Linked DNA regions of Homo sapiens: region 1 is linked to region 2. A link is a loop called in an ENCODE intact Hi-C map of the cell type or tissue named here. Cell type or tissue: IMR-90. All regions are shown on one strand. Each heading gives the region's core, and the rest is flanking DNA. Links, peaks and the distances in the headings are about the cores only.

What was found. Hi-C counts contacts between places; a loop is a spot of excess contacts. Peaks named below come from ENCODE experiments on the same cell type or tissue, not always from the same donor. Only the 100,000 strongest peaks of a DNase experiment are listed, where the experiment ranks them.
Region 1: a loop joins it to region 2, with 9 times the contacts of the local background. A loop is called at or near these places in 19 of 110 quality-filtered maps.

Annotation. Positions count from the first base shown.
Region 1 is chr3:112,435,376-112,440,767 of GRCh38, forward strand. No RefSeq gene overlaps it. Among named protein-coding and RNA genes, the nearest start is that of BTLA, 61 kb to the right of the region's middle. In IMR-90, for the core only: a CTCF peak has its summit at 2,412 (motif pointing left); no DNase peak of the experiment used is centred there.
Region 2 is chr3:112,325,221-112,330,612 of GRCh38, forward strand. LOC105374042 (a long non-coding RNA gene) reads left to right here. Exons shown (of 5, transcript NR_147411.1): 2 at 1,302-1,430; 3 at 2,391-2,474; 4 at 4,126-4,166. Among named protein-coding and RNA genes, the nearest start is that of CD200, 5.2 kb to the right of the region's middle. In IMR-90, for the core only: a CTCF peak has its summit at 2,335; a DNase peak (open chromatin) is centred at 2,361; H3K27me3 peaks cover 143 bases.

The DNA.
Region 1 (5,392 bases), core at 147-5,146, 110 kb after region 2:
CTGTACATGATTAAACTGTTAAAAATGTGAGATCTTATACAAAGAAACTTTATACCTGTAGATTGATGAGTAGAAGAGGCAATAAACATGGTGATTAGCAGGAACAGCCAAGCTGACCAACCCCTACCCTATTGACTAGTCATGCAATGGGAGTGATTGCTTACAATATGAGGAAGAGTAGATTAGAGAGAATGGAGAATGGACAATGTGCATGTGACTGTGATTTGTAAAAGAAATGAGGAGCAGCCATGCTCAGAAAAATACACACCGAGGTGCTATCCTGTCAGCATGCTGTACTTCCCACACACTTTCAATAAAATAATGCCCTCGTGGGCTGCACAAACACCTATGACACACAATCAAAAATAAAGTCTTCACTATGGGAATAATGAGATGTTTGAGGGAAGCCAACACATAGAGAAAGAGTAAAGTCAATAAACCCAAGAACCTACAGAGGGAAAAATAGAATTAATAGAGCAACCTGAGCAGAGCTTTTTTTTGCAGGGGGGTGGGGTTGGGGAGGAAGCACAATTAGCATTCTCAGAATAAGTAAAAAAAATACAAATTATTGATTGTGAAAATTAAAAATGTGGTTGTTGAAATGACAACCTTAAGAGATAGTCTAAAAAGTAGAGCAGACCCAACTGAAGGTTGATGTAGTAAGCTAGCAGAGTGAGACAAAGAATTGCCCTAGAATGCATACAAAGAGTCAAAGAGCGGGAACATATGAAATAAAACTTAAAAGACTTTGCAGACTAGACCCAGAATTTCGACAGCCATTTCATGGGAGTTCACAAAAGTAAGAGTAGACCAAACAAGGAGGAGATGATATTTAAAGAAATAATAGAAGAGAATTACCCTGAGCAGAGAAAGACATGAGTCCTGAAACTTAAAATTTCTACTAAAAGCCAAACAAGAAAAAATGTAAACACACTACCTATAGTGTTATTTCAGAACCCACAAAATTATGGGGAGAAATTCTAAGAGCTTTCATATAACAACAATAAAAATTACCTACAAATGAATAAGAATGAATTGACATCAATCTTCTCAGAAACTCTGAAGGCAATAGATAATGAAAAAATATCTTCAAATTTTCCAGAAAGCTACACTAGAATTTAATACTAGAATTCCAATCAAAGTCAAATTAGGAAGATAAAATAAAAATATACATGTAAAAATTTAGAATATTTATCACCAAAACTCTTTCTGTACGAATTTTCTGAAGATTCATACCAGAAAAAAAATTCCTGAAGTGGTTCAAGATGGCTGACTAGCAGCAGCTAGTGTGTGCCACTCTAACAGAGAGGAAACAAAGTAGCAAGTAAATACTGACTCTTTAAGTGGATCATCCAAGAATCCATGTCAGGATCCATCAAGGGAGAGAGAGGACACAAAGAGAACAGAAAATAGTGAAGCTGGGCATCTGCCCACCCAGGACTAGCAGGGAGCCAAGAGAAGCTTCCGAATACAGGGACAGGGTGAGGGAGTAAGAGCTCCCAGGGAATCCACACTTATCACAGGAACCTGTGCAATTCAGGAAATGGGAGAACACCCTTGACCCCCACCCTACCCTGGGCCTCTAGACTGATACAGAAAGTTGCCAGAGTTTTTGCAGAGGTACCACTCAAAACCATGGGGAGCTCCTTAGGCCTTAGACACCTGAACAACCTGGCACCAACAGCCGTAACACCAATAGAGGCCACAGTTGTGGTGTTGGGGAGCAGTCAGATTGCTTCACTCCTACCTGCCAGACAAGGCTTGACGACTCCTTCCACTACAGCAGACCCAGCCCTGCCTGAACTCTGCCAGTGGGCACAGCTCTGTGTCCCCCCAGGAAACACTCAGGTGATGAATTGGGAGATTTCTCTGACCCACACTGCTGCTAGCCAGATGGGACTCACCAGCTTGGGCTTCCAGCACAGCAGCCCCTCTCCTGCCTGAACTCTGCAGGTGGGCAAAGCCCCGTGTTCCCCTAGAAAGCATGCAGATGGTGGTCCATGCCACTCCACCCACCCCCACTGCCTCTAGCCAGACAAGGCTCACTGGCTTTGGCAGTGCCCAAGCAGGAGAGGTGCCCTACTCCCAGAACACTTTGAGGGATGAGATACTCAGGTTCTTGGGCTGACGGGAATGAGTTGTGCCTCCTTCTACAGGGCCGATCCAGGAAGGGTGTGACCTGAATGCCAGCCACAGCCAGTACGTGAGGAAACCCTGCTGCCCAGAGTGCCTAACAAAGGAAATATGAATGCGGTGCCAGTAATCAAAGGGGGCTTCTCCAAGGCCCTGGAGCAGACCTTGTTGGGGGGTCACCTATCTTTCTCACTGCCATCACAGAGTACTACTGTGAATGTGCTGAAATACACAGAGAGCTGTATGGCTAAGAGCCTATCTGCTGGCCAACACCCTGAAGCTCCATCTACTGGTTCACACTCCAAATTACAACACCAAAAATATTTTGCCAGTATACAAAGCCTGTCAGACCCTAGGCAAAAATCCAGCCACAATTAAAGATCCTACACAGAGCCTTGACCCTCTGAAAGCACCCAGAAACAAAGACAGATGATGATGCTCATTTGGCGCCACAGTTAAAGGAAGACCAGCCTTCTCAATGAGAAAGAATAGGCAAAGAATTCTGGCAATTTAAAAAACAGAGTGTCCCCTGACCTCCAAATGAACAGACTATCCCCTCAGCCAGCTAACAACCACATAACAGCATGATGACAGGGTCAAAATCTTACATACCAATTCTAACCCTGAATGTAAATGGTCTAAATGCCCCACTTAAAAAGCATAGAGTGGGCCAGGCGCAGTGGCTCAAGCCTGTAATCTCAGCACTTTGGGAGGCCGAGGCGGGCAGATCACGAGGTCAGGAGATCGAGACCATCCTGATTAACATGGTGAAACCCCATCTCTACTAAAAATACAAAAAAATTAGCCAGGCGTGGTGGCGGGCACCTGTAGTCCCAGCTACTCAGGAGGCTGAGGCAGGAGAATGGCGTGAACCCGGGAGGCGGAGCTTGCAGTGAGTGGAGATCGCGCCACTGGACTCCAGCCTGGGCGACAGAGCGAGACTCCGTCTCAAAAAAAAAAAAAAAAAAGGCATACAGTGACAAGCTGGATAAAAAGACAAGATCTAATTCTCTGCTATCTTTAAGAGGCTCATCTCACATGTAATAACTGACACAGCCTCAAAGTAAAGGGATGGAGAAAGATCTACCATACAAATTAAAAACAAGGAATGGCAGGAGTCACTATTCTTATACTAGATAAACAGATTTTAAGTTAACAACAAGCAGAAAGAACAGAGAAGGATATTACATGATGATAAAGGGATCAATTCAACAAGACCTAACCATCCTAATTATATATGCACCCAACATTAAGGCACTCAGATTCGTAAAACCAAGTTCTTCTTGACATACAAAAAGATTTAGACAGCCACAGAAAAATAGTGGGGACTTTTAACACCCCACTGACAGCATTGGACAGATGATTGAGGCAGAAAACTAACAAACAAATTCTGGACTTAAACTCAACACTTGACCAACTAGACCTATAGACAGCTACAGAATATTCCGCCCAACAGCCACAGAATATACATTCTTCTCATTCACACACAAGACATATTCTGAGATCAAACACACGCTCAGTCATAAAGCAAGTCTCAATAAATTCAAAATCATAGAAATTATACCAAGCACATTCTCAGACTACAATGCAATAAAAATAGAAACCAATACCATGATCTCTCAAAGCTACACAACAACATGTAAATTAAACAACTTGTTCCTGGCTGGGTGCGGTGGCTCACACCTGTAATCCCAGCACTTTGGGAGGCCGAGGCAGTCAGATCACAAGGTCAGGAGATCGAGACCATCCTGGCTAACATGGTGAAACCTGTCTCTACTAAAAATACAAAAAATTAGCTAGGCATGGTGGCACGTGCCTGTAGTCTCAGCTAATTGGGAGGCCAAGACAGGAGAATCGCTTGAACTTGGGAGGCAGAGGTTGCAGTGAGCTGAGATGGCGCCACTCTACTCCAGCCTGGGTGACAGAGCGAGACTCTGTCCCCCCAAAAAAGAAAAAAACAACTTGTTCCTAAATAACTCTTGGGTGAACAACAAAATTAGGGCAGAAATCAAAACAATTCTTTAGAATTAATGAAAACAGAGATACAACTTACTTAAATATTTGAGATACAGCTAAATACAGTGTTAGGAGGAAAGTTTATATCACTGAATGCCTTCATCAAGAAGTTAGAAAGACCTCAAATTAAAGAACATCATACCTAGAGGAACTAGAAAAAAATAGAACAAACCAACCCCAAAGCTATTAGAAGAAAACAAAACAACTAAAAGCAGAGATGAACTGAATGAAATTGAGATGTGAAAGCCCATAGAAAAGTTTAATGAAACCAAGTGTTGGTTTTTTCAAAAAATAAATGGGATTAATAGACCACTAGCTAGACTAACAAAGAAAAAAAAAGAGAAGAGCCAAGTAAGTGCAATAAGAAATGGCAAAGGTGACATTACAACTGACTGCATAGAAAAACAAATGATGCTTAGAGACTATTATGAACACCTCTATGCACACAAATTAGAAAATCTAGAGGAAATGGGTACACTCATGGGAACACACAACCTCACAATATTGAACCAGAAAGAAAGTGAAACATGAACAAACCAATAAGAACCTCTGAAATTGAATCAGTAATAAAAATCCTACTGAGCAAAGAAAGCCCTAGGCCAGACAGATTTACAGCTGAATTCTACCAGATGTACAAAGAAGTGGTACCAATTCTACTGAAACTAGTCCAAAAAATTGAGAAGGAGCTCCTGACCCTAATTCCTTTTCTGAAGCCAACATCATTCCGATACCAAAATCTGGCAGAGATACAATAAAAAAAGAAAACTTTAGACCAATAAACCTAATGAACATAGATTTTTAAAAATGCTCAACAAAATACTAACAAATTGAATCCAGCAGCATATCAAAAAGCTTATTCATCACTATCAAGTAGGCTTTATTCCTGGGATGCAAGGTTGGTTTAACATATGCAAATCAATGAATGTGATTGACCACATAAACAGAATTAAAAGGAAAAAAGCATATGATTATCTCAATAGATGCAGAGAAAGCTTTCGGTAATTCAAACTTCCCTTCATATAAAAACTCTCAACAGACTAGGCATCAAAGGAACGTACCTCAAATTAATAAGAACCATCTATGAAAAACCCACAGCCAACACCATGCTGAACAGGAAAAGCTGGAAGCATTCCACTTGAAAACTGGAGCAAGACAAGGATGCCCTCCTATTCAACAAGTACTGGAAGTCCTAGCCAGAGCAATCAAGAAAGAACAAGAAATAAAAGACATCCAAATAGGAAAA
Region 2 (5,392 bases), core at 225-5,224:
TTTAAGGATGTGTTCATATTTTACCACCAAACTCTTCACATTCATCCCCCTCCACCTATTTAGAATGACTATGTAGTATTTTCTTGAGAAAGACTATTGGTAAAATCTAGAAACTGAGACAAAACGATGTCTGAGCACTCAAAAATAAATGGCACACCGGATCACATGCACTCTCTAAATAACATTTCAGAGAAGAACTACTAAAAAAGATTTCTCTTTTCCTTCAATGGTAATGAAAATTCAAAGCAGCAAATTTAAAAAGAGTGAGAGGTTACTGTAAGCAGGAAAATTACAGCAGTCTGGCAATTAGGAAGAGGACACAAAAAAAGCCTACTGTGAGAAGACCTAAATATGCAAAATGCAAAATATTTCATGTTAACGTTAGCAAAAACTTACTTAAGGGCCAACATAAAGTGTATATGTTCATTTTTATATCATATCTAAGAAGAATCATTGACAATTATAGTGATGGCTTTTTGTTAATTTTAAATTGCGATAAAAAAATGTACATTTTATTCAGAGGGCTAAACGAACACATGTCAGTAACACAATTTAGTTACACTTTGGTCAAAGTAGCTATTTTTTAAAGTGTTGATGCCTGAAAAATTGTTTTTCTTGAGTGTAGGCACTCAAGTGAAAATTAAACTTGTTTCTCACTTTTTCCACTTAATCATGGTATATCTTTGAGTGATTTTCTTAACATCACTGAGACTGCGTTTTCTCATCTGTACCTAATAACTGCACTTACCCAGATAATGTGAATAAATGGTCCCTATAAAATGCTTATCGCATTACTCAGTACATTCATCTTGAATATTTATTATTATTATTATACATTTATTTTCTGAGTTTATTCCAGACTCTGGAAATTCCATTTTAGTAATATAGTCAGCAAGTGACATTATATTTTATTATTAAGCTTATTTATATATATAATTATAAATTTATATATAATTCTTAATAAAATTATTTATTAATTTATTATTTATTACATTATATTATATTTTGCTTAACCATTTTTCTGTGATAAATATTTAGGTGATTACCTATTTTTTCTTATTCTTGAGAATGTTAAGATTATATTAGATGTTATATATCTTTGAAGAACATGTAGGAGTTTGAATATTTGTTAGTTTTTTTAATAAAGTAAAATATGGCAAATCTCATTATAGTATTAATTTTAATGTCAAAGAGGCAAGGCATCTCAAAAGAGCATTACAGATTAAAGGTATCAAGAGGGCAATACAGTGTATAGAAAAGAAGTATAGTCACAAAGAACGTTTCTGATTTGTGTTTTTCAGGTACATCTAGTTCTTCTATTTGTCTACCTATAGGTGCACTCATAACATTTTAATTTATTTCATGTGTTGTCATCGTTATCCTCTGTATTACTCTGAGAAAGAAGATGTTACCTGTTTGTGAAAAAGAGGGTGAGTGAAACAGGGTTAGTTTCAATCATTAAAAAAAGAAATTCCAAGGGCTGTGGCAAAATCCGTCATGAAAAGAGTTGTTATGAAAAAACTCTTCCACATGCTTGGTAATTCCCGCAGTGAAGGGTATATCTTTTTTAAAGTGATAGTTTACTCTGGAATATTACAAAGGTAGGCTGTTAGTTATCATTAATACTTATGGTAAATTGAGTTTAAGAGTCTTTACTGAGGACAGGTTTTTGCACGAGAGAATATGGACCACAGACAACTGGTGGGAGGAAGCTCATTGAGAGGTAAAAAAAGGTAGAGACTGGAAGGAGATTTTTCAAAGAGACTATTGCAGTAGTTAAGATGAGAGTTGATGGTGGCCTGGACTAGAGTAGCAGCAAAGGGGACTGAGGGATTAAGGACAAGTTTAGGATAGCAAGATTTGCTGAAGGAACAGCTGTGGTAAAAGAGCAAAATATAAGAATTGTCCCGATGATTGTTTGCTTTTTGGTGTTAGATGAAGAAAACTTTTACAAATACGGGAAAGATCAGAGAAAGAATAAACTATGGAAAGAGAATCCAGAGTTCAATTTTGAACATGTTAATTTTGAAACGCCTATTTTACATCCAAAGGAATAGGTTAATTATCTCTATATATGAATCTGAAATATATGGAACATATAAGGACCAGTGGTTTAAATTTTAGAGTATAATGAATAGACTCTCCAAGGGGACAAATCATAGGTTATGACTCTCACTATTATAGAGTGGAAATAATCTGCAAGTTCTGTAATTGGAGTATTTTTATGCCCAACTAAGCATTTGAAAATATACTTTGGTCAATCTCAAGAGAATTTGAGTCTGAATCTCCCAATTTTTTACTCGTAGCATACTCTTACAATGTACTGCCATGAGGGGGAGTGTTTGGGCTGTATTCCTCTTATGGATACATTAATGTCGCTGTATCTCTAGGTCACAGAGTATGTGTGAACCAATACTTCATTTGAGACAGCCTCACATGGAGAATGCAATGAGCCATTCTCTTCTCACATACAGGTAAATTGGAAGGTTTGTGAATTTGTTACTGTTATTTTGTACACTTCAAATTTAAGATTTAACCTTCCAAATTAAATCATGCATTTGGTAGCAACAATTATTTTAGAAATAAATGAAAACAATGATTTGGTTAAATATATAATCAAATTTCATGAATTATTGGTTTCTAATGAGGTTATATTAATATTAATGTCTTTGAATATTTCTATTTATTCCCTGATTCAGATCCCCTCCCATCATCACCAATTGAATGACTGCTTTGATTTGCATTTTTTCAGATTATTAATAAGTATGAGCATGTATTCATATATTTGTTAGCCATTCAAGTTTCCCCTTCTGTAAAGTTCTTGTCTACATCTTCAAGTAATGTCTGGTTGGCTGTTTATATTTGCAAATTTTTTTTTTTTTTTTTGAGACGGAGTCTTGCTCTGTCACCCAGAGCTGGAGTGCAATGCTGCGATCTCAGCTCACTGCAACCTCCACTTCTGGGGCTCAAGTGATTCTCCTGCCTCAGCCTCCCAGGTAGCTGGGATTACAGGTGCCCACCACCATGCCCAGCTAATTTTTTGTATTTTCTTTTTTTTTGAGACGGAGTTTCACTCTTGTTGCCCAGGCTGGAGTGCAATGGTGAGATCTCGGCTCACTGCAACCTCCGCCTCCTGGGTTCAAGTGATTCTCCTGCCTCAGCCTCCCAAGTCACTAGGATTGCAGGTGTCCACCACCACGCCCAGCTAATTTTTGTTATTTTTTAGTAGAGAAGGGGTTTCATCATATTTTGAGGCTGGTCTTGAACTCCTGACCTCAGGTGATCCACCTGCTTTGGCCTCCCAAAGTGCTGGGATTACAGGCGTGAGCCACAGCGCCCCTTTTTGTATTTTTAGTAGAGACAGGGTTTCACCATGTTGGCTAAGCTGGTTTCGAACTCCTGACCTCAAATGATCCTCCTGCCTCGGCCTCCCAAAGTGCTGGAATTACAGGGGTGAGCCACCGCACCCAGCCAGAAATTTTTTATATCTTAGATCCTTTACATACTAGATATAGATTACTTCTCCCTGTTTGGCATCACTCTATTACATTTTTCAGTTATACTGTTAGGGGAACAGAAGTATTTAATGGAAAACCAAAAGTCCACTTTTTGTGGATAAAAAGTAGATGGATTTAACAATGTTAAGTCAAACTATAAGTTGTTAATAAGTTTGAGTTTGGGGCATTGATGTCTTTATAGTGGAATTTCCTTCAGCCATAAATATATTATCCATTTATTCAAGTCTTTCTAAATGTCTTTTAGGAAGGCTTTACAATTTTCTCAATGTAGGTGTAATTTTTGCTAGGTTAATTCTTTGGTACTTTTAATTTATTCACTATAATTAATGATATTTTAAAAAATTTCTAGCTGGTTATTATTAGTGGTTTAGGAACATTTTTGGATTTTTTAAGTTAACCAATATTTGGAAACTGTGCTAAACTCTGTATTTAAGTTTTTCTGTTGATTTTGATTGTTTTTCATGAAGTTGATTCTCTCTCTTACAACTAATGACAGTTTTGCTTCTTTCTTTCCAATCGACACCTCTTTTTATATTTAATACCTGCAATAACAGTTATCTTTTTCTTGTTTCCGATTTAAAAGACCATGTCTAAAATTTCCTTACAGTTGAATATGACATTTACTGCAGTTTGATCACTAAGCATAAGGTTAGGAAATATTTTCTTATTCTTATCTCCTTTGCTTTTATGATAAATATGTTGTTGAACTTAAGAAAAAATTTATTGGTACTTGTTGAGATAATCATGAATTTTTCATAGCAATTTACTAATATAATAAATTATACTGACAGTTTTCTAATGTTAAGCCATTTTGGAAATTGTTCTGCTTTATATTTATAAGTAAAAGAGGACTATAATTTTATTTTCTTGGATTATCCTTTCCTGGCTTTAAAATTAAAATAACACTAGCCTCAAAGAAAGATCTTAGTAATTTTATAATTCTCCCTTTTGAACATGAATAAGATAGATCTATTCCTCAACAATCCTCTAGGTCTGTTATTTATTTATTTATTTTGCAAAACAAGTCTTTGATTTTGATTTACTTGCTTACTAATTTATTGGCCTATTTAATTTTTAAATTTTTATGGCCAATTTGCCACTTTCAGAAATTTATTCATTTTGTGTAAGTTTTCATATTACTGTTCACAATATTGTTTTGTTATTTTTGCTATTTGTTGCATCAGTATTAATTCTCCCTTTTCATTCTATATTGTTACTCTGTATTACAGTAATAATTTTCTGAGTATTACAGAAATAATTTTCTGAGTATTACATGCCACCCGTTTGATCAATTAATCTCTAAAAAAATTATATTTATTCTATTTGTGTTCGTTTTTATTGATTTCTGCCTTTAGTTTTATTATTTTTTTTCTTCTCATTTTGTTGAGTTCCTTGTTTGCTTCTTTTGCTCAATATTGACATCTGATATAGTTAAGGTGATATATTAATTCTGAATGCTCCTTTAAATCTGTCCAATAATTTTAAATGTCATTTTTTTCTTTTTCCTGCAGACCTTTCTTTAAAAAAAATTATGTAAGCAAATTTCTTCTTTTTCAAAGGGTTTTTAATACAATGTTTATGCTTCATTATGGCTGGGAGTTTTTCCCCTTTTGTTCACTCTTCTGTGTCCCAAGTCTCTTTTAACCTAAAAATGTTGTTTTTAAGCTATTTTTTTTTTTGAAATAGTGTTTCACTGCATCACCCAGGCTAGAGTGCAGTGTCTCCATCATGGCTCACTTCAGCCTCAACCTCCCGAGCTTAAGCAATCCTCCCATCTCAGCCTCCTGATTAGCTGGGACTACAGACATGTGCCACCATGTTCAGGTAATTTATTTTTATTTTTTGGTAGAGACAGGGGTCTCACTATGTTGCCC